3 separate regions of the Mus musculus genome follow, and all the other regions are linked to region 2. Evidence: chromatin loops called from intact Hi-C (ENCODE). Cell type or tissue: left cerebral cortex. All regions are shown on one strand.

Region 1 (8,000 bases), 430 kb after region 2:
GTAGAGGAGCCGAGCTCTCAGGACTCCAGCAAAAGAACGTTGCCTATGGCAAGCTGCCTTAAACATGTTTAAAGCTGAAACTGATCAGAAACCTGATGTAGTTCCCTAGTTATATATCTCTTTTCTATTAGGTATTCTTTCTCTCATTTTAACCACTTGGACAACTACCTAACATATTAAAATCTGTCTTGATTTCTTGATTAATATATGCTTGATTTTACTTATACATACACAGAAAGAGAGACATTACTGGGGTCTCTTGGGTCTTCTTGAAGGAAAGAATTCAGTCGAGAGGCATAGGCAGTCAAAGCAGAAGTTAGTTCATGTAGCAAAGCACACACTCTAAAGAGAATCTGGGAAACAACCCAGTAGATTCTGTGTCGTGAATGCTAAAGAATTTTTAATGAATATTTATGTGTCAGATTGCATATTCATGGTATAAGGTAACCCTTTGCCCTCTTAAATCATAGCAGTTAGGTTTTAGGGAGCTAAATCTCCTCATGATCGTGTAGAAAAACCGCTAAAGGTAAAGGAGGTGCTAGGATCACGGTGCACATGATATTAAGTTGAAGTCCAGCTCTTTTGAGGATACAGAGCCTTCCTCAGTACATGTGTATGGGAAAATGCCCTGATGGCTTAGCCATTGGTACTACAGGGGCAATGAGCCTTGGGCTTAAATGCTTTTCAGACTTTTGACCAAGAGGCCTGGGTACTGAGTGAGACACAGCTGCAGTCTTTCTTCCTCAGTCACCTCCTATGTAACTCTTGCCTACTCGGTACCACATATTCTTAGTTATCCTCAATACTGCACATAATTATCCATTCAACAGCTAACAGATTCCTGCCACACGCTGGGGCTGGACACTGGCCCTAAAGCAATGGAAAAGATCAACAGGGCTGCTACCACGCTGAGCTTGAAACCTAGCAGAAAAAGTAGTAAAAAGCCAGTTGAGTGGCAAAAGGATTACAAAGTTGGATACGTTCTTGGCAGTTACCAGGGTCCTGAAAGCACGAACAATTGTGGAAAGTCACATTAAGTGGTGTGTCACAGGGAGGTGTCTAAGGAGGACGGGTCCAGGTAACGAGTGGAGACAGTGCTGTTAACCTCCGCTGTGGGATGGGGAGACCTGGCTCCCATGAGGTGCTCAGGGGCTGGCAGATGTAGAGGTACCTGGTTTGTGCTTGCCCTGCTCTCTGCCCACAGTTAATCTGGTCTCTTGATGGGGCCATCCTTAGCTAAAGAAGCGTCTCCGTCTTCCTGGACATGTGCTGGCTTTAGCAATGGAAACCTCCACTAAGCCATTGTCTAGACCCCGGCAGACTCCCCTGGAAACAGGATGACAGAATGAGTCCAGAATAGAATTTGAGGTCATCCAGGGTATCCAATAGCAAAACAGGTCTGTGGGTAAGACTGGGGACAGGATGTCCAGAGCTTCCAGTGTGATCCTGTTGTCTCCTCCTGGGGGAGGGGGGGGGGGAGAGAGAGAGAGAGAGAGAGAGAGAGAGAGAGAGAGAGAGAGAGAGAGAGAGAGAGATTGATTGATTGATTGATTTTGATTGATTGATTCAGGGCCCTTTCCATAGGATTCTGAAGAGATGAGGTGCTCTTTCTGAATTGGCCTGATAAAGTCTCAGAAGCAACATAAGAGTGTGTGCATATATGGGACTGGAGGGATGGCTCAGCAGTTAAGAACTCATGCCTGCCTGCCTGCCTGCCTGCCTGCCTGCCTGCCTGCCTGCCTGCCTGCCTTCCTTCCTTCCAGAGTTCTGTACCCAGTGTACATGTTATATGAACCATCACTGCCTATAGCTCCATCTCTAGGATCTAAGCCCTCCTTCTAGTCTCTGTACACACTCACACTCATGACACATGAATGTACATAACACACACACACACACAAAATCTTTTTAAAAAGGATATGTACATGTACATTTGCAATTTCAATGGCTGGCACATTGCTCCTGAGAGTGATTGACAGGGCTTCTACTCCCACCACCAACGAATGAGGCCATTTTTCATATCTCATTAGATTTTTGCCAGTCTGATGAATGAGAAATGGTGCCTCAGGTCAACCTTGTTTCTGTCTCACCTTGACTGGGATAGTGACTCTTCACACCTTCAGGACCACTCGGAGCCTGAACTCACGTGGAGTGTGAGGCATAAGGAGCAGTTGCTGATTGGCAGGTCTCCTTAAATGTGTGCCCCAGACTCCTGACCTGCCTTGGTCCAGCCGTCATGGACCCTCCTGATGAGGCACAACCATTTACATTCCTCTACATGATCTGTCTTCTTGCAGCCTCTGCACATTCACCTATCAGCTGTTGGTCATTTTCTTCAGCAGTAGAATGTTTCATATGACAGACATTTTTAAAATGTGATTTGCAAGAATGTTTTTAGAGGGCGGGGCCAGGTAGCCTTTTGAGCTGGGCCTTCACTGGTGGGGGTTTCTTTGGTGCAGAAGTTTAAAATGTTGTGAGTGGTGCATTGATCAGGGTTTTTTTTTATGATTAAGAATTTTATATCATAGGGCTTTTACACTGTGATGTTATACAGAATTCTCAAGCTGGGTATGGTTATGTGACCTTCTAATTCTAGCACTTAGGAGGCTGAGGCAGGAGGATCAGGGGGTTGAAGCCAGCAGAGATATGTAGTGAATACCTCCCTCCTGTGTTTCTAATAGTAACACATGGTTCTATGCATTTATGCTCTTATATTTTATATTAATCCACTTGGAATTTGTCCTACGTGTCTTGTGAGGTGTAGATTTTAGTTACTGTTTTGCGTGTGGTGCCTCAGTTACATTTTTTCTGTTGTTGATGGTCTTTGGGACTTTGTTACTGTAGGTGCATAGTAGGACCTTCTGTGCTACTCTGTAGAGTATTTCCTTATTCACATTCCCATCTATATGTTTTGAAAGACAAGTAAAACACACAGGCATTTTAGGGTCAGGAAAGACAGCCTGTTCTTCCCTGTTAGCAAGTATGCTCTCACAGACTTCTAGTGCAATCTCTCTTCTCTCTGTCTCTTGTCTCTGTGTCTCTGTCTCTCTGTCTCTCTGTCTCTTGTCTCTGTGTTTCTGTCTCTGTCTTTACATCTTTGTCTTTCTGTCTCTCTGTGTGTTTGCCTGGATCTGTTTCTCCCTCCCCTCCCTCCCCTCCCTCATTCCCTCCTTCTCTCTCTCTAACCGAGGCTGGTGCCAAATTTGAACTGCTCCTGCCTCAGCCTCCCGACTGCCTAGAATACAGGTAGGTATACCAGCCTGGCTATAAACTTTTTAATTTATGTTGTATTTTTACTTGATTTTGAAAAATGAATTTCCCAAGGCTTTTAGGGTAGCAATTTTCCAGATGGCAAAATGAGATAGGCTAGATCAAAGGTCAGTGGACAGTTGCAGCTAAGCATACATAAATAATCCTGTGTCTACCTGGTTTTAGAACAAGCTAGATTGTGGTGGGGGAAACCACTGCGCCTTTGGACAACATGGATCTCAGAGTCATTTACTGTCTTTCAGGAAGCAGGTAGTGTCTATCTTCTTATGTCGTATTTTATCTCATATGGGTTGTATTGTTTTTATTTTATGTGTATGGGTGTTTTGCCTACATATACATCTGTACCATGTACATACCTGTACCATGTACATGCCTGATACCTTGGGAACCAGAAGGGAGTCTTGGATCCCTGGGACTCCTTGTGAGGTGCTCTGTGGCTGCTGGGAACGAAACCTGGGCCCTCTGGAAGAATGATAGAAACTCATAACTGCTGAGTCCCCTCTGCAGCCCCAGGATCATAGCAGTTTGTCTGCAGTATCTATCTGTCTTCTGAAGAATCAGAAATCGCTTTCTCCCCTCTACTTTCCTCCTACTTCCTGGGGAGATGTGTGTCAGACTAGCTGGCCAGTGAGTCACATGGATCCAACCAATGTTTCCACCTTACCAGAACTGGAATTACATGCACGTGCCATCATACCTGGCTTTTTGGAAAAGCCTGGTTTCTGAAGGCCAGACTTGGGTCCCCATGCTTGCAAAGCGAGGACTTTACCACCTGAGCTCAGTCCCCAGCCTAAAGCATACCCACCCTCTAGTGCTCCCGGTCAGTTTCTAGAAAGTTCACGTGTGTATGATGTGAACTTTCAAATGCAATATAAAATATCACACAGTGTCTGCTGGGTTAGTGGTACTTGTTTGTGAGGAAATGCTTTATAAAAATAGACATTTGGTCCCCACCCCCGCCCCAGACTGCACCTGGGATCCTGTAATGTTTCAGCAGTGGCCTGAGTCTTAATGTGCGTTTCAGTCTTTGTAGATAGATCATGTCACACGTCAGCTGAGACTTTGGGAGCTTAAAGGCAGGACATGTTTTACAGGGTTCACGCATGATGTTTTCTAGAATTGGTTGGCAGCGACATCTAGTGGTCAGAGGCAAAAGTGCACATCCTTTAGAGCTGCCCAGAAGGAAACTATCATAAAGTACTGTTTTCATTGAGAGATGGCAATAGACTAAATAGAGCAAATGAAATAAATGGAACTAGATTTCTGTGGTTAAGAACTGGGTGAACTTCTAACTAGAAGAGAAAATTCTCCTTATGACAACACCAACTATGCTGAGCCGGGGGATGGTGGTAATGATGGCTGCAGTTGTAGTGACAGAAGGCAAGTGATGGTGTAAGAATGTGTCTAGGTTCATCTGTGGGGTTAGCAATAACTGGTGGCTAGGCATGGATGTTTTCCTGGGTACCATGACTAGATTCTGGGATCAGAGAGCCTCAGGAACCACCTTATGACATACAGAGAAATACAGGATGTGTGAGTCTCGGACAAAGGGAGCCAGTTGCTGCTACGGTCCTAGAGTAGGGAAGGCTGCTGGCTGGCTGCAGAGGAGGAGAGGCAGAGCAGGGGTTGGGGGAGTTGGCCTTGAACAGCCTAGGGGAGAGTGGACCACTTGTCCTGAACAGACACAATTGACATTCAGTAGGGATAATTCACACTGCCCTGCCCAGGTTTAACTGCTCTGAGCCTCATTTCTCACTCACGTAAAGTGGGGTTGGTAACGTAGCAGCCCTGCAAGGTTGTGAAGATTAAACCAGAAGCTGCACATAGATCCTTGTCTCATCTGGCCTTGTTACTCTCTGAAGGACGGAGTTGAGAAGAAGACGAAGAACGGGACCCAGGGAGCAGCTCCCTCTAACTGTGTTATCTTCCACACAGGCAGAAACTTTCCGGGAGCTTTGCAGGGAGGCTGGCTGGCACGGCTACTCTGCGTCTCTGGCTCCAGCCCCATTAGTCTCCCACGATCCCTTCAGATCTTTCACACACCTGAGCACCCTGAGAAGCCGTGATCAGGTTGAAGGCAGAACATTGATCTTAAGAACGTAAGAACTGTTGTTAGAATTGATCATTCTGCGGAGATTGTTAATACGCAGAGATCATTGATACACAGAGAATACAGGGGTGGAGGCAGAGAGGCCGATATTTACCCAGCCTGGGCCAACTGTCCCTACACACGTTCTTTAGGTTTGAAGTCTTTCAAAGTACAAAGTTGGACAGGGGAAAGTGGAAGGTTTGCCATTTTCCTTCCTGCCTAAAGTGTGTCTTTAGTGGAGGGAGGTTGGGCTGGAGCCCTGAAGCCTGTCCTGTGTTCTTCCCCTTTCTTGTCTGACTTCTCTGGGTTTCCTAAGTACTGTTCAGAACCAGAACATGATGAGCTGTCCAAGCTCTTGACCCAGCTTGCCCTCCAGCTCCCAAGCAGGAAAACAGAACGAAACAACAGTGCTGTAAAGCAAAACACCTAGCTCACGCCCCAGTATGGTCACTGTTGGGCCCCCTGCTGGCAGTTTTCAGAACTGCGCCAGCCTGACTTTTGTTTGTTGTTTGTTTGGTTTTTTTTGTTTGTTTGTTTTCATTTTAAAGGGTCATTAATAAGCTGTGCTCTTCTTTGGGAAAGCATTTTTGAAATGTATGTTCAAAGCCATCCTCTGCCCCATTCCCTCTAAGGAAGCAGGCGCCACTTAACCAGCGCGCTGTGTTGGGTTCAAGCAAAATGGGGTTGCAACATGTTTCAAAGGTGTGCAACAGATGTTCTCTGAGGGCTTGCTTATTTGTTTATTTGGAAGAAAGAAGGTCTGAGGCAAAAGCTGGAAGGAAAGATAGGAACACCCTGTCAACTTAAAACCTGACAATCCCATAATCACCTAAGCTCAAAGCTTTTATCTCCAGCCGATACAGAAAGAAAGAAAAGAAAAAACACTAAGAGGTCTGGGGATGCAGCTCACTTATAGAATGCTTGCCCGGAATCAGGAGGCATTCCCAGAACTGCATGGTACTGGGCATAGCAGCAGACACCTGTAAACCCAGCACTACAAGGTGGAGCCAGTCGGATCTGGAATTCAAAGATGTCCTCAGCTACATGAGTTCAAGGCCAACCTGGGCTACATGAATAAGACCCTGTCTCAAAAAAAAAAAAAAAGGTCCTAAGAAATAGAGGGAATGCCCTCTCCAGTGTGGGATGTCTTCGCTTTCCAAAGCAGCGTTAGTACCCTGTAAGTGCATGGTGAGTAGCCAGGCAGGGCAGAGTGGTGGCACCAATGGGTCAGGGCTGTGGGTGGCTGACTGACAAGCTAGATAGGCTGGTGCACAGGTGGGGATGTTTAAATTAAACACAAGCTTGGACAGGATCACCCCTATGTTATGGATTTGGCCTAATGCTGCTTGTGTTGTATAATTTGGTCCCCAAAATTGCCTGGGACTCTTAAAGACCCACCTCTGTCTTCACGTAGAAGTTAGGCCCAGCCATTGAGCTATTTAAGGCATATTAGAATATAAAGGCTGCTTGTATGCATGGGTGTCTTTCATTCAGGAACCCAGAACATTGGGGTGGGTATCTAGGAGTGCCACCACCACCACCACAGGGGTCGATTTGAGTAGGGTTAATTGGGATCTGCAACACCCCAATATCCCTCTGCTTCTAAGATCCTGTAAGTACGAAGTTCTGAAGAATTCAAAGGAAAACTTGAAAATCCAGAACGGGACCATAGCAAAAGAATCCATGTGTCCTCTGCAATGGGACTTCTCACCTGGGCTCCAAACTCTACAATACACTTCTGCACACTGGCTCGGAGCGCCTCCTCGGCCTCTGCCACCAAAGCCTAGTTCCTTATATTTACTTCTCACCTTGAACCTGCTCTTCAGTTTCTGATCTTGACAAGAGGCCTCCTTCCCCTTCCTATTTCTTCTGGAGACAAGCTCTCACTAGGTAGCCCAGGCTGGCCTTGAACTCCTGATCCTCTAGCTTCTACTTCTGGAGTGTCAGGTAATAGGTGTGCACCACCGTGCCTCCTTATACCTGCCATTCGCTATTGCTCTTTTAAATTCACATGTCTGCTTCCCCGTGGATGCCCAGAAACACGTTAGCCCTAGAAGCAAGCTTGTCCTATTCATCTTTGATCCTCCACTGTCCCCACAGTGAGTCAGCACACAGTCTTTACACAGAAGACAGGTTTGACTGACACAAGGCTGCCTTGGGAAGCAGCAGGACTTACCTAGCTAGCCTCATACAACCTGTTCATTTCTTACCAGGTGTACCCGGATATCCCTACAACCATCCAGCACAGGTGTGTCACCTCTATGTGTGTCCAGAGACCACATTTTGATGCCATCAACTCCATTGGCAGGTGGTTTTCTGTGGTTTTAGATGATCCTCCTGGTCAGTCCTAAATAGCAGGTGCAAGTGAACAACGGGGTACCCAAGTCTATAGGTACATTGTCTTGGCTGAAGGCGCTTGCAGGATAACATAGGAGTCAAAGCTTACCCCTGAGGGGCCTGGACTCCCAGTATTTTCTTTGTACATCAAAGCATTAACGACGGGATATATTTTCCCTTGCTTCATAACATGCCCACACCTTACCCTCATAGCAACAGCATGCAGAATAGCTCCACCCAGCTGTCCAATGGGAACCTGAAGCCTTGGGGTAGTCAACACTGAGCTTACTCCTTTCATTACCCA
Region 2 (8,000 bases):
TGTCTCATAAAGGATAATTTTTTGTTCAAATATGTGTCTCAGGCACCTAGAACAGAGCCTAGAATAAAGTGGGCTCTTGATAAAATGACATATAAGGGGGTGGATATCTAAGGTTTGGTGACCTTCCTTATAACTAGGAGGAGATCTATAATGGTTCACTGGGTAGAGGATCAGACAGAACATCTCTGCTGTGCACAGTTGACCATAGCAGTGTACCCCTGACATGTGGGATCGGCCCTCCTGCATGTATCAGGGAAAGGCTCTGTTCTGTAGGCAGAGCTCTAGTTGAGAACAATATCTCTCATGACAGCTTCAGAAAGTAGGTGCGTTTTGAGATTCCCATTATGTTTTAATGTTTGAAGGATTATGAAGGAACTTCCCCTTCAGTCTTTAAAAACACAGGCAAGAAGAGTAACCCAGTCTTGTGTTGTTTGACATTAGAAACCATAAGCTGTCACGTGTGTAGTCAAGAAAGGTGGGTGAGCAATGAAGAACCACCATGGGAAACATTGCTTGACAGCCAGGAGGTAACAGTAGTGATTTCTGCATTAGTGTATGGATTTCTGGTCAGGGACTGAGTGTTCAAAAGAAGATTCTAGCCCTAAGAATAAATACTTGGCCCTTACTGATATGAAAGTAGACCTGGAATACAGGAAGGAAGCCCATTAGCTCTGAGAAGGAAGCAGAAGTCAATAAATCATGGTTCTGTGCAGGTGCCAGTAACGGGCAGTCTCAGAACCCAAGGCACTCATAGGTGTGGGAGGGCCGTCTTGGAGGCCGTTATGCCATTGCTTACTTTATTTCAAGGCATAGCAGTTTGTTAAAGGAGGGCAGGAAGTGCTTTTCCAGTGTGAGTGACGACTGACTCCAGGGTTGAGTTTCAACTTTCACTGCAAGAGACAGAAGGCCGAGCAGGGAAGGCACGATTCAGGCTTTGTTAAGAGCAAAGATGCACATTCCCACTAGCATGCTCGTAACCGCTTAAGTTACACTTTACACAACAAATGTCCTCTGTGAGAGGATGAAGCATGAGATGATTTCTGAATATGAGCCACACAAAGCTGCTATTATGGCACAATGGTTTTTACTTTTCTCTTATCCAATTTCTCCAAGGCCTCTCTCTCCACCTACCCCATCTCTCTCTGCAATAGGAGTTCATTCTGTGTCTATTGTTGGCTTAGAACTCAGTATGTACATTACAGTTGCCTCAAACTCAGATATGCACCTGCCTCTGCTGGGATTAAAAGCATGCACTGCTATGCACAGCTTTAAGGGTCTGTTTATAAAACATCATACCCATATGCCCATTAATATTCCCTTATTTGTTCCTGCTAACCATTTTTTATTGCAAAAAGAATTCTGATCACTTCCAAATTCTGCCTATGTTCATAACATTCTGATTTATTTACTTCAAAACTCCCACCCATGAGATTTTCACTGAAGTGGTGTTTGATGAGTCATGCTAATATTGTTGATGCATAGACCGAGCTATATTTTTCTTGAGGAGCCTTTGGATCTCTATGCAGAATCCTGTGGGACCATCTTATGGTCTGGCTAGAGCCTCCTTGGCCACATTATAATGGGTAGAGTTCTCTGTGGGCCGTGTACTTGTTTGCTTCACAGCAGAAGCAGGCCAGCTGTCTACATAGAAGAGGCTTGCTGTTAAATACAATCAGACACAGGCAGTATTATGTCTCCATCCCATGCGTAGAAGAATGATCGCTCTGCAGAGTTAAAGCTAGTGTTGGACAGTCCAACCCAGCATCTAGCTTTCTGCAGAGAGGGTTAATAGGGTTGCCTTGCAATGAAGGTGCTTCATGTGGCATATTTCATGAGTGTCCCCCATTGTACGTGACAGGATCTCTGTTTGCTCTCACAAACATTCTGTGAGTCAGTGATTCTAAAAGAAGCCCATCTGTAAGAGTCTTGCTCCCATGGCATCAGTGACTGAAAACAAGGCTTTTTTTTTTTTTTGGACAGGTTTGACCACCTAACCCTTTCCCATAGGAAACAATTACATTAGAAACCTGTTGGTGGTAATGCCATGTGAACTCATTAGCACTGGAGACTTGTTTTAAAGTGCACTGAGAATTTAGAGTGAACATTAGTAATCTCCCTTGTTAGCGCCCGTTTGCCTTTTTTTGTGTACACAATTCACCACTAAATTTAGGTCCCATCCCTGGGGTGGGGCAGGAAGTGGTCCAGATTACCTTTTTATTCTTAATTTATTGATTTTTATGTGTACACATGTGTGCCTGAGTGTACGTCTGTACCACAGTGCAGTCCTGAGCCTGTGAAGGCCAGCAAAGGATGCTGAGATGCCCTGAGTTGCAGTCACAGGCAGCTGCGAGCTGAGTTGTGAGGTATAGGGAACTGAACCTGGGTCCTCTGTAAGAGCAGTAAGTGCTCTTTACTACTGAGCCATCTCTGCACCCTAGCTCCCTTTCCCTTCTCCAAGCCTGGATGCACTTACTACTTAACAGTAGCTGATGGAGGAAAAAGGATGTGGACTCAGAATCTTACCAACCTTGCATTTTTTCCAGACAAAAGTTGACTGTGTGCCCTATCATCGACGGGGAAGAGCACCTTCGTTTGTTGAACTTTCAGCACAATTTTATAACTCGGATCCAAAATATTTCTAATCTACAGAGGCTAATATTCTTGGACTTATATGATAACCAGATTGAAGAAATTAGTGGACTTTCTACTCTGAAATCCCTTCGTGTCCTCCTGTTAGGGAAAAACAGGTATTTGTAAAACAGTTTCTCTGTATATGTGGGTATATACCTGTGTTGTGTGTGTTGGGGGTTATGTGTATGTAGGGTGTGTGTATATGTGCACTGTACATGTATATGCATGTGTTCATGTATATGTGCTTGTGTGTGTGTGTGAATATATGCATATATGTGCACATGTCTATGCTGGTGTTCACAGTGCATATAGAGGCTGGAGGAAACTTGGTGTCTTGCTCTGTCACTCTCTGCAATTTTCTCTTGAAGCAAGTCTCTCACTGATTTATATCTTGCATTTTGGGTATGGGGGGGCACTAGACTGGCCAGTGTGTGAGCGCCCAGGATATTCCCTTTTCTACTTCTGCCGTGCTGGGATTTTTTTGGTGGACACTGTTGCACCCTGCTTTTGATGTGGGTGTTGGTGATGGAGATCCAGTTCCGTGTGCCTGTGTAGGCAGCACTCCTAGCTGCTAAGCTATGGAGCAGTTCTTGCCTGTAGCCTCATAGAATCCATCTAGTGTTCAGATGGTAAGGCACAGCAGAGTGACACCGTAGGCATTAGTAGAGGAAAGCTTGGTTGAAGTCAGTGGTAGCACTGGCCTAGCATGCATGAGAGCCTGGGGTTGAGTTCTAACACTGACATCCCTTCATGATCTGTTCTGTGGGGCTCAGTCTGGCAGGTCTGCTGGCACTGCTCTAGTGCCATGTCTTAACTAAAAGGGAGTGGGGGTTGCCAGCTTTGACTGATGACTTCCTGGGGTATATTTTAAGCATGTGTGCTCACTTGAGGCTTGTATGATTCCCTTGCCATTCTTGCTAGTGTTTTCCTGAGGGAGGCAGTCATTCCTTTGTGATTGTCAGATCAACCCTTGACTCTTTGTCAGAGTCTGTCACTCTCTGTGACACTGTATGCTTTTATTTAATGACTTGTTTATGTTTCTGATTATATGGGCATGTGTGTATGTTTTCTTAAGTGTATGTCTCTGTACGCCCTGGTGCCTGGTACCTGTGGAGGCCAGAAGAAGGCATTAGACCCCCTGGAGCTGGAATCACAGGCCGTTGAGAGTTGCCTGATGTGGTATTGGGAACCAAACTCAGGTCCCCTGCAAAAGCAGCAGGTGCTCTTAGAGTGGAGTCACCCTTCCGACGCTCAGAGAGTTTTAGTGTCCCAGCTTGTCTGTGTACTGCCACTGTCCTGGATCCTCATCTAGAGCTTTACCAGACAGGAGCTGCTACGCAAGTCCTGACTCATGGCCTTAAGGGTACTCAAGACTTTCCAGTCCCTTTTCCCAAATAGCTTTTCAGTACCTCAGAAGAAGGATCAGCAAAGAATAATAGTGAGAGCCTTGTCTTTTGCCCTTTGCAAGGTTCGTGACTGACACTCTGATGAGCAGAGCAGTTCATAAGAGAAGATCCTAACACATTTGTTCAAGTTTATGTGACTTAGTGCTCTTCAGATAAGAAGGCCTAAAGAAGCAGGTTAAAGTTCATTGGTCATATTAGGTTTGATGGGTAGCGGGCAACTGTCGAAGGATGTGATTGGACAGAGGACTGAGGTCCATGTGGGGACCTGGACAACTCTGCAAGGCTCGTTTGTACATGCTTATCCTGTATTTGTTTGTTCCTGTTGTTCTCTGTTTATAGGCAGGACTCATCTGAACAGAGGGTCTTATGATGTACTTTCAGAGGACTTAGGTCAGAGAGTCTCTTTATCTATCACCTTAGGGTACAATGGTAGGAAGAGGAGTATGACCTTCCTGCCTCTACAGTTTGCTGACTTTACTTTACTTTAATTTTTAGTTCAAATTATAGAATATTTGAAGTGCTGTGTTCAGAGATATTGTGTTCTTAGCTCTGTATCCCCAAGGTCATGTCCCAGAATTTTAGGACTGCATTTTTCCTGATGTTTCTCTGAAGTTTCTACCAGTATAGTTTATTAGTTCAAATGCTGTGTTAATTCCACTAAAAAAATAACTTAGAGAGTTTGAGGGGCTAGAGAGACAGCTCAGTGATTAAACTCAGAGCTTAAACTGTCCTGGCAGAAAAGCCAAGTTCATGTCCCAGTACCCACATCAGGCCTGCTCTCAACCAGCTCTAGCCCTAGGGGATCTGATGCCCTCTTCTGGCCTCTGTGAGCACTGTACACACTTGCCCTTCACACACATAAGCACATAATTAAACATACAGAGAAAAGAAGTCACATAGTTGGAGAGAATTTGGGAAATTAATAAACCATGGACTATCAACATTTGAAGTGACATTAGAAATAAAACCCTTCATTTTAGAGATGTGGAAATAGAACAGACAAATGGCTCTGCCATGGTCAGCTGTGTATAAATGCAGTCACACAGCAGGAGTTTGTTTCCAGGCAGCTCCCTGAGCAACACGAGGAGGGAGGCCACCGGCTTCTGGCCTAAGGCCCGCCTTTCCAGGCGCTCCACGCTGGTTCTCTCAGACAGGACTCCTTTCTGGTTCTGAGTTATTAGTGTCCAGCTCATACTTATTCTTCAGTATCACTGCCCAAAGGTCTCCCTTTTCATCCTTAGATCAAGATATTTTTTAGAGACATCTGTGATCCTACCTCTTATTTTAAACACTATCTGGGTGCTGGGTCTGGGTCACACTCAGTGAGAATCATCTCACTATTCTTTCCACCTGTTGCCACTTCTCAGTTTCTCAGAAACAATTTGTTCATCTTGACCCAAAAGACAGCATTGTTTTGGCCTTATTGAAGTTCTTGGGGTTTCTTAGACTGAGAAACCTAGTGCCCTCTGCTGTATTCTTATTTTGCTGCAATAGGAACAATCTAATGGAGACTCCTCTTTCTTCTCTTCCTCCTCCTTGGTCTTTTTGCTTGCTTGTTCTGAAAAGCTATACTTTGCTTTTCACAGAAGGAGGCACTGTTAAACAGTTGTTGAACTGCTAGGACATGGGATTTAAAGTGAAATGTTGTCACAGGAAAACTAGCTACATTCTCCAAGATCAGGTGTTCCTCAAGTATCCACAGCAGATACCTCTGATTCCAAAATCAGCTGCCAGTGCTTCTGGCTGGAACATCTGACAGAAGTCCTAAGGAGGGCTGGAGAGATGGCTCAGTGGTTAAAAGCACTGGCTGCTCTTCCAGAGGTTCTGAGTTCAATTCCCAGCAACCACATAGTGGCTCACAACCATCTGCAATGGGATCAGATGCCCTCTTCTGGTGTGTCTGAAGAGAGTGACAGCGTACTCACATACATAAAATAAATAAATCTTAAAAAAAAAAGAAAGAAAGTGCTTTCCTCCCTCCCCTTCCCCTTCTCCCTCTCCCTCCTTTCCCCTCCCTCCCTCTTCAAAAAGAAAAAAAAAAAAAAAGAAGTCCTAAGGAGTGCTCTGGTACACTCTGGTGAGCTCTGGAGAGCAGAAGGGACCTGACTGAGCATCTCCAGCTGTGTCTTGTGGATGGCTTTCTGTCCCCCGTTAGTCAGAACAGATTTCTCCAGCTTCTTTTGAAAATCCCCCAGGCAGTGGAACCAGTGCTGATAAGCTTCTAGGTTCAGATGGCCAGGGGAGCTTCTTCAGTGCTGTTGCCTTTGTGTCCTTTCGACCTTGGTCTCAGGTTTGATGTCATTTACATGATTTCCCAAGAACCTCCAGCCCCACTTTGCTCTGTTTAAGAGCACATGGGTCCCATTGAGACCCCAGATCAGAGAGCTCTGATAACTGGGCCTCTATATCAGAGTGTTCTGGGTGAAGACAAATTTTCTTATCCCTGGAGATAAGTTTCGAAATGTTAAATGCATAATACTGGGGTTGGAGAGATGGCTCAGATGCTCGCCAACAAGCATGAGGACATGAGGTCTCCACTTAAAAATGCCCGGCATGATTATATGCACTTGTAACCCCAGTGATAGGGAGTGGAGACAGGCAGATTATTGAGGCTTGCTGGCCAGGTGGTATACTCAAAATGGTGACCTTCAGGTTTGGAGAAACATCCTGTCTCAAAAAGAAAAAACCAAACAACAACAACCAAGAGAGAAGTGAATAGAGCCAGATATCCTCACATCAACCTCAGACACAATATGGACCTCCATACACACAAGTGAGTGTCTACACACACACACCACATACACATACATATGCACATACATATATGCATACGCATACATCACAGTGCTCACACATATGCACATACATATGCCTCCTCAACACCCCCCACCCCGCGCTCGAGCATGCGTGTGTGCACACACACACACACACACACACACACACACACCCTATTTCTGGATAGGTAGCTTAACCAGTGTTTGCATAACTCAGTATGAGAACCAGCTGGAGGACAAAACTAGTTCAAAGGAGCGTAGGAGGAGCTGAGCACTGATGTTTTAGCAAGCTCTCCAGCTAAGTCTGATTCACATAAGAGTTTGACCCACTGTTTTAGGCCAGATGACAGAATGGGATCAGTGAATTCTCTAGCAACCATGAGGTCAGATTGCTGTTGGAAAGCAAGACTCTGCCTAAGCCATATGGCTGGGCTCCTGTAACTTCCTCCAAGTGGTCTAGGAATATCAGGAGCAAAACAAACAAACAAACAAACAAACCCCAAACCAAAATAAAGTGAAAAGAGAAATCATCTGTTAACCAGACATTTAGATGTTAGCTAGGATGGTTTGAAGTACCCGGCCTTAGGAAAAGGCTTTTGAGTTCACAAGGACACACATGGTTTGATGAATAGTATGGCATACCCTGCTCTCAGTGAAGGTCATGAGTCCACAAGGATGCACATGGTTCGAGTGAAGTGAACTAGGAGTACTGGTAGATTAAATTGATTTCCAGGAAAAGAATAGGCTCTGAGGTTTTAGGAGAGACAAATAAGGGGGTTGTGGGGAGTGTGCTATGTCTGAAGGGGGAAAAGAGCTAAAGCCGTGCTGCAGTGGTGCTGGGTGGGAGAGGGAGACTATTCTTATCAGTAAGTTAGACTGAGTTGGGTGGTGATGGAGTTCTTGTTCTGGCAATGATGTCAGCTGAGGTCTGAAAGTGTTAGACATTCACGAGGTTTAAGTGTGCACTGTGGCTTGCCTTCTGGAAGCACTGCCGAGGTAGACATTGCTCTTTGAGACAATAAATAATGACAAGAGGAATAGGTAATGATAGACAAGACACTTGGTGGTAAAGGTGAGGTTTTATGTCATTCCTCTCTCCCTACTGAGTAGTTATGGTGTGAATCTGTAGCACCCATAGGAACCGTGAAAATAAGAGGTACTTTTCATGCTAAGAGTGTGCTTGTGGGCA
Region 3 (8,000 bases), 65 kb after region 2:
TTCTTTGATACAGAAATGGGGAGAATCTTGAAGAATTCAGAAATGAAAATTTATTTATTTTAAAGTATTTCTAGGTGATCAAGCATACCTGATATCAACTTCCCTGAGTAGTGATTTCTCTTAAAATACTTGATGTTACCATCACAGAGTTTGATAAAGCCAGGTTAGAATGGTTAGCTTTTAGCAGTGTCACACAGGGTAGTGGGAGCTGTTGTCCTGAGCAGTACTCCTTGTCTTATGTAGCTGCTTTTCTCTTTAAAGTGACATGAAAAACTCAGTGACCAGGAAGGGCACAGTTATGTGTATGAACTCTACTTAGTTCCCCACGGTGGCTGTGTTATGTGGTAGGGATCCAGGCTCCACAAGGACATGCTGTAGACTGTTCTATGCTATGAAAATGATTCCTGAATTCACATCCAAACCTGTCCCCAACACCTTGCATTTCAAGACAACATATTTGAAAGTAAAAAATAACTTGAGTTAATGCCAACTGCACATGATTCTCTTCCTCTCTGTTCCTGTTGACCCCAGGTCCTCCCTAGCTCTTTGTGGTTCTCCCTGATTCCATTGCCCATGTGCCTAAACCCTTTCTTGACACAGATGCCTCTTCACTCATTGCCTAAGAGGATTTTAATTTTCTTATGTTGGACTACTCCTAAGAGTTTATCAAAAGTACATTTTTAATATTTTGTTTATAAAAATATAGCTGCAGTAGTAGTTTTGAAGAGTAGGATTTGCCCTTGCCAGGCCACACTGTGGGCAAGCCTTCCCAAATTGCTCATGGCGGGGACACAGCCTTCTGCGTCACACTGTTGCTGCTGTCCAGCTCCTGTGTAAGTGAGTGAGTTAGTGATAACCTGAGACACGTGTGTACATTCATAGAGTAAAGATGAGGCCTGCTGAACCCTCCTGTGCGATTGACCCAGAGCATGGCAAGGAAGAATGAGCGTCGTAGTCTTGTTGATGATTTAGCTAGGCATCTGCCAACCTGCCCATGTGAACAGAACATACATGGGGGCCAGGCACAGGATCAACTTGACTTTCTGTGCAACTGAAACTTTATCTCAGTATTACCACCCCCATCCTCTAATTCAGCTGCTTCTTACCATTATATGTACCATGGGTTTTAGTGAACATTTAAAAGAGTGTTTGGAAAGTTTAGTGACAACTTTAGAGAATAGCAGTTTGTTTGAAGTCCTGGAGCTCCAATTGATTATGAACTTTAGCTTTTTGTTTTGATAAGAGAAGTGTTGGCATCAGCAGGCCCAGATTTAGCCATTGCTGAGAGCTGAAGCCACATCAGAACAGAGCTTCAGCACATCTCAGGCTGCATCCCTGTAGATGCAAGTACTGATCCTGGAGATGTTGGAAGCTGTGTGGGAGGGACCATGACGCACAAAGCCTGTGTCTGCAGCCACATCCTCATGTCTTCCCGTCTCACCTGCCACCTTTGAGGTGATCACTGTGACATACACTGATAAGGTTCTGCCTGGACAGTGACAAGTAGACTCAACTGGAAGAACATGAACTTCACTCCCCAGATATTTTCCACTTCTACATATACTTGGCAATTGGCAGCCACCTAAGCAATGATAGGCATGAATACAGCTGACCTGTCAAAGCATTCATGATCTCTGAGAACAGAGCACACTTGGGTACCCTTTAGTCTTGCAGAGGCATAATCCAGATCCTTTCTTCTTGCTCCACAGGCATCTTGAGCCCCCAGATGGCTCTGCCCAACCAGGGATGCCCACCTGATTGCAGGATAAACTCCTGACTTACTGTACCCTTTTCCTTCTCAAGACCCCAACAAAATTACCTGCTCACTTAGTCAGCCTAGTGCCAGACTGCTTTCAATAACCTATGGAAAGGAAGCCCCACTTGGTGTGGGCACGAGAATGTGTTTGTATGTTCAGAGACCACCTTGTTATATATTTGTAAACATATACAATGGTGGAAACATGTTCTATGACTTTTTCTAAACACTGCTATCTCTCTCATTGTGATCTTTTTCCTGCCAGCTAGGAAGCCAAATGTGTACAGCATGTGCTCTTACCACTAGGTAGAAATAATTGCATTGTTTAGATTGGGAGTTGGGTTGGCATAGCCATCAGTAAATAACTGAAATAGAATTTCATATGGTAAGGTTTTTTTTTTAAATTCTAGATTTTTGTAATAGTGTTGTATTGTAGTATAGCAGGATTTCAATTGCTCTGTGCAAGAACATTATGTACAAAATGCAAGTCATTTCAGAAACACATGCACAGTATTTACAGTGCTCTTAACTGCATAGACACTTGAAATAAAAAACTGCAGAACAAAGAACTCAGGCTCAAAACATTTCTAAACTTAGAAATTGAATTTCGAAAAGGTTAGTTCCATTAAACAAGCCATCACTTGTGGTTTCCATCCAGTGTCACACACATTTGCCAAACTCTTCGGTAAACAAATGCAGAAGTACAGCGGGAAGCGCTTGCTTTCCTTTATACAGGTGCAGGAGGATGGGAGGAAAGTTCCCCTCTCCCTTCCCCTTTCCTTTTCCAGAGCAGACTCCTGGAGAGCTGTTAGTGGCTCACTTTGTAGATGTCTTTTAAGGGCAGATTTTGAATGAAAGAGAAAAAAGGTTCTATTTTCAGCATTCTGAAATAACTAAGATGACATTTTTAAATATTAACTTTTGAGACCAGTAAGACTGCTAAGTAAATACAAGCTTTTGCTACCAATCCTGACAACCTGAGTTCAGGCCCAAGAACTCACATGCTAGAAAGTAAGAACTGGCCTTGTGCAAGTTGTCCTCTGACCTCCACACATGTGACTTACGATTCACCGCATACACACACATACACACGTACATACACATGTACACACACTCATATATATATATGAGTGTGTGTGTGTGTGTGTATATATATATATACACACACACAAACTCACACCACACATACACACACGCACACACATATGCATGCACACCACATATATACACACTACAAAATGTAAGGAAAATAAGGGCTTCAGAGATGGCTCATCAGTTAATAATACTAGCTACTCCTACAAAGGACACTGGTTCAGTTCCCAGCATCCACATGGCAGTTCACGCCTGTAACACTACTTCCTGGGGATCTGACACCCTCTTCTGGGCTCCATGGACACTGCATCCATGCAGTGCAGACATACATGCAGGCAAGACATTCATACACATAAAATAGATAAATCTTTTAAAAATAAAATAAAACTAAAGTATTACCCTTTACTAATGGTGATAGTACCATAATAGGCCTCCCTCACCCTGTCACTATAAGCTGGATGGATATAGACTAGAGACATGTTAATGGAGCATAGCTTCTTCTGCTTCAGTCTCCTTTTCTCAGCAGGGTTTCTATGAAACAGTTGAGTTTCAAGACCACAGGTCAGTGGATCTCAGTGTGTGAGCCATGCTGGAGCCCATTAGAGGGGCAGACTCCCGAGCCCTCCAAGCACTGCTCCAAGTACCGGGTTCAGCGTCTGTAAAACCCTCCAGGTTAGCTGAGGCACCCTAGCTTGTGAACCACCGCCTAAAGCATCCATTGCTTTAATTAACTCTTCCTTCTTGCTCTTCTAGAATGATAATAGTTGTCAAGAAAATTATTTTACTCCACAACTTCTTCTAGTAGCCTAGATGATATTGTTTGCACCCTGAAATGTCATGATTTATACCGTGAGGGCTGGAGAGATGGCTCAGCAGCTAGAGGCACTTGCTGCTCCTGCAGGGGACCTGAGTGTAGTCCCTAGCAACCATGTTTCATGGTGCAGTCACTTGTAGCGCCAGTCCTGGAATCTGATGCTCTCTTCTGGCCTCCCTGGGCACCCACACATACATTCATGTAAATAAAAATACTTTTAAAAATTTCAAATATTTGTATAAATATTTTCAAAACCAAGTTATACCGTGAACTATGAAAAACTGATCAGTCCCTACCCTTCCTCCCCCAATTATTGAGTAAAAAATGAAAGTATTTTTTTCTTGCTTTGTTTAAAGGCATATGACTTTCCCAAGTCAGAGTTTTAGTTAGTGAAATAAATATATAGCTCACTATTCAGAACAAGAAGTGTTCATCGTATAGGTAACTTTCCATGCGGGCTGGCATTGTTATTAAGAAATGTGATCACGAGGTGAGCACAGCGCATGGGCTTGCTTCAGAAGCTGTGTTGGTTGTTTGCCTGACAGGAATTCCCTCTCAGAAAGTAACAGAAGCTTTTCTCTGCTAAGTATGCACCCTATAACCATCGTTCCATTAACTTCCTGTAGGAGAAGAAAAGGTTAACCATTAACAATGTCGCTCGAAAGTGGGACTTGCAGCAGCGAGTAGCCAACATTGCCAGCACTCAGGACAGAAAGGACTCGGAGTCTCCGCCTCAGGAATCCTGTCAGCTCGACGGAGGCAACATCTCTGCCTTTCCAGAGGAAGCAGGGTACGCGATGGTACACTCTCACTACTAGCATTTCCAGAATTGACTTTAACATGGAGATGGGAGACCGTTTCACACATAATTGATTTTGAGGAATAATTTTTTAAAGAAAGTCAAAGTTGAAATTAAGAAGAGAAATTTTGAAAATATCTATCTGGCTGTAACATTTCCCTAATGAAAAAGCCCTCCCGTGGTTTGTTATTGTTTTGTAAGGGGTAAGTTTAGAGGTCTAAATATAGCCTGTGAGCCTCTGTTGACACACATGGGTTCTAGATGCCCTGGCCCAAGTGAGAGCCCCCATCCTTTGTGCACCTCCCTCCTCAGCCTTTTCCATCTTAGGCTTTTGGGTGAGCTTGCTGCTTGACGCATCTGCTATCCTGTGCCCGGAGTAGCAGCTTCTACATGCACCTGACAGCCAGACCTGGTGCCAAAGTCCCAACTATTTGGGAAGCTGGTGCCAGAGGATGGCAAGTTCAAAACCATCCTGAGCTACAGAGTAATGTCATGGCTATTCCCACAACTTAATGAGTCTTCATCTCAGAATTAAAGAAAAAGAAAGTGACAAGAGACTGGGGCGTAGGTCTCTGGAAAAGTACCTGCCAGGCATATAGAAGGCAGCTCCAGCCGAGCCCTGAAAATGCTAGCTAATAGCTGCCTTAGCCCCAAGGATGCTTCAAGGCAAGCTTAACAAGGGCAGGCCTTGGAGGGTCAGATTCAGACACGGGAACACACTGCCACAGTGTTGGGGACTGCGTCCCTGTGTGTCAGCTTTAGGAGCAGCAGCAAGCCAGGGCTGGCAGAATATGAACAGGGGAGTGAGGATGCCAGCCCGTCCCGCTGAAGTTCAGCAGAGCATTCATTGTTCTCCCATGGTCATGGTCCTCTTTAGACGTCAGCACTCGGAGAACAAGGCTGTGACTGGTCTTCCCAGGGTGCGTGTTGAGAAGACTGGGTCCACAATCCAGCTCCTCTTCCCCCGTTCCTCCCTCTGTAGGGCTCTAGTTAGAGTCTGGGACCTATGCTGCTGCACTGAAAGATCAGTGACGTTTACGTCTGTCCTGCAGGCATAAAGCTTGACAGCAGATAGCATCGAAACCTTGAAAACTGTTCAGCGAAGCTCACGGGTCTGGGGTACATAGGTCTTTTGACTTCAGAGTTAAGCTATGTACTGTGACAGCCTTCTGCTCTCCATGTCACTCAGGTGTTTTTCCACTTCCTGAAGTCTGCTGTCTCCGTGACTAATCCAGGCGTGCCATGTCCTTGGCACTTTACTGTTCTATCGAGTCCTTAGTAGACTGCCCTTTCCCTGATACTTTGTTCTGTACTTGGATCTCTTCTTTTCTCACACTTCCTTCTGTCCCTGCAGCCTCTCAGGTGGAAGGACGCCCTCAGCTCTAGCACTGGGGTTTTCTTCTCCTTCTCCTCCACCATCCAACCCAGGAAACTTGTGCAAGTTGGTGACTTTAAATGCCATTTATAGACAAGGTCACCAAAATGTATATCTTTTCCTTTATGGCTTGCCCATTTAGATGTTGCATAAGAAAGATATTAGGAAAAAATTAACTCTCATTATAAAGGTTTAAAGTTTGGTCTTCATCAGTCTTTGTTACATCAGTTTGTTACAAACATGGTTTGCATGTTTGGGATAAGGGCTAGTTTTTTTATTCCCTTCTATGGGAACAACCACTTTATTATTAAATTTAAAATACTCTTTCCTTTTCCCATTGGGATCTATCTGGATGTTTTGTTTGTTTTTAACCATGGGAGGAGGTGAGAATTTCTTTCTTCCAAACTCAGTACTGTGGATTGACCCAAGGCATCACTACTCTCACTGAGAGCTCTTCCACAGAGCTCAGTCCCAAGTCTGGTCCTCAGCACTTGAGTCACTCCCCTGCATCATCTCACTCCTGTCTCCATCCTGTTCATCCCTCGGAGGGCTCTCTCAGCAGGGGGGCTGCCATCTTTACCTTATTCCCACTGCAGTCAAGGCTGCCATCTGCTCCTCCTTCAGCACTGGACAGTCTTCACTTTCCAGCTTCCTAAAGCTGCTGGGCTCCCTGCTGCCAACCATCCTTCCGTCTTGAGCTTGTGTGGTGTTATACCCTTTCAGTCGCTTTATGTTCCCAAATGGCACCTTGGAGGGAAGAGATTTGGACATGTGTGCTCATTCCAATCTGGTATTTTGCCTGAGAATACAGGGTAAATCATTTAAATGTTAGAGATTGTATCCCCACATTCTTTACAAATCTTTAAAATAAACTAACACTTTCCTGTGGTGAGTGATGTAAGCCATTTTTCCTAAAGGTGGAAAGCTAATATAGAGAGCCACGGTCTTTTCTTCAGTGTTTCAATGTGTGTTTAAATATTACAAGTGGTTTCTCTCTTAAACCATCATTGAAAGTCCTTAGGATTTCATAGTGCTAAAAGGAAGGAAGGTCATTCTTGTGTTCCAGTGTCTATGGCCTTTGACCTGTGGGCATATAACTAAATGCCTAGGAACAAGTGTGCATGAAAACATTATGGGTATATAAAGGAAAGGATTTCTTTAGCAAGTTGCTATGTCCCATTAATGATTTTACCACTCTCTGAACTTGTGACAGCTCAATAGTAAACCACACTGCACAGGTCTTTTGCCGAGCAGAAATGGCAAAGCACTAAGTGTAATGCTTCCTCTGCTTCCATTGGATGCGTGTGTGAAGCTGGTTTACTTTTGGTCATTTCCTGTCTATGAACACTAGCATTTTAGCCAACGCTGCTATAATAAAATCTAAGGCATAAAACGAATTTCCACATTCATGAATGTTGTAATAGAAAATTCATAAACTGAGTTATTGTAGGGATCAGCACCACTTACTCTGTGGGAAAAGAATCTTCGGAAAAACTTGAAGTGTCCCTGTTCTTGCCTGGTATAAGAAGGCTAGAGACACAAAAATGAATGCAGGCCTCTGGAATAGCGCCTTTCTGGTCATGGTGTTCACTGGGGTGTGGTCTGCAGCTGCCTGGCTCGTAAGAATTTGATACTTTACTGCATCGAGTTAACTCTCCATCTTTTCGTAGGTTCCTCCAGTAATTGGAGAGACTCAGGAGGTTTCCTGGTTGTCATCAAGAGAGCTGTTTGAGGATAGTTGGACTTGGAATTAACCACCAACGAGCTTGAGGATAATCTCCACTGGCTGTCTATTGCCTGCCATCCCTGACCTTTGAGTTGGAAACATAGTAGTGAGGTGGAATCAAGTTTGATTCCACAGAAGCAGCCCTGCCTTTCTCAGGGCGTAGCTCAGGCTGAGTGGGGATAGGAGTCTGGCTGGGCCCAGTACCCAGTCACCTAGTAGAAGCTGAACTCATACCTAATTCTTCCTTCCCTGACATTTTATGGTCAATTAACCAATAAGTCCTCCTTTTACCTTCTCTTAAATACCTGGTAATATGTTGTCATTCATTGATAATGATCTCTAAATGCACTGAGATAAATACAGGCACAGTTTTATGCCTTCATTATTTCTAATCTTCACAAACCTCTGAAAACAGTTTAATGGGATCACCATTTACAG

What was found. Hi-C counts contacts between places; a loop is a spot of excess contacts. Peaks named below come from ENCODE experiments on the same cell type or tissue, not always from the same donor. Only the 100,000 strongest peaks of a DNase experiment are listed, where the experiment ranks them.
Region 1: it touches region 2 in a loop (4-fold over the local background); 15 of 42 quality-filtered maps call a loop at or near these places.
Region 3: it touches region 2 in a loop (2.8-fold over the local background); 5 of 42 quality-filtered maps call a loop at or near these places.

What each region holds. Positions count from the first base shown.
Region 1 is chr9:60,241,525-60,249,524 of GRCm38, reverse strand. The region is part of intron 7 of Thsd4 (thrombospondin, type I, domain containing 4); the gene reads left to right. Among named protein-coding and RNA genes, the nearest start is that of 2010001M07Rik, 89 kb to the left of the region's middle. In left cerebral cortex, CTCF peaks have their summits at 4,419 (motif pointing left) and 5,836 (motif pointing left); a DNase peak (open chromatin) is centred at 4,407.
Region 2 is chr9:60,671,827-60,679,826 of GRCm38, reverse strand. Lrrc49 (leucine rich repeat containing 49) reads left to right here. Exons shown (of 17, transcript NM_145616.4): 6 at 2,544-2,747. Among named protein-coding and RNA genes, the nearest start is that of Lrrc49, 12 kb to the left of the region's middle. In left cerebral cortex, CTCF peaks have their summits at 3,233, 4,856 (motif pointing left) and 5,639; DNase peaks (open chromatin) are centred at 1,702, 3,199 and 7,053; H3K27ac peaks cover 2,350 bases.
Region 3 is chr9:60,606,710-60,614,709 of GRCm38, reverse strand. It overlaps Lrrc49 (leucine rich repeat containing 49), which reads left to right. Exons shown (of 17, transcript NM_145616.4): 12 at 4,289-4,452. Among named protein-coding and RNA genes, the nearest start is that of 9230112J17Rik, 65 kb to the right of the region's middle. In left cerebral cortex, a CTCF peak has its summit at 3,154 (motif pointing left); a DNase peak (open chromatin) is centred at 1,343.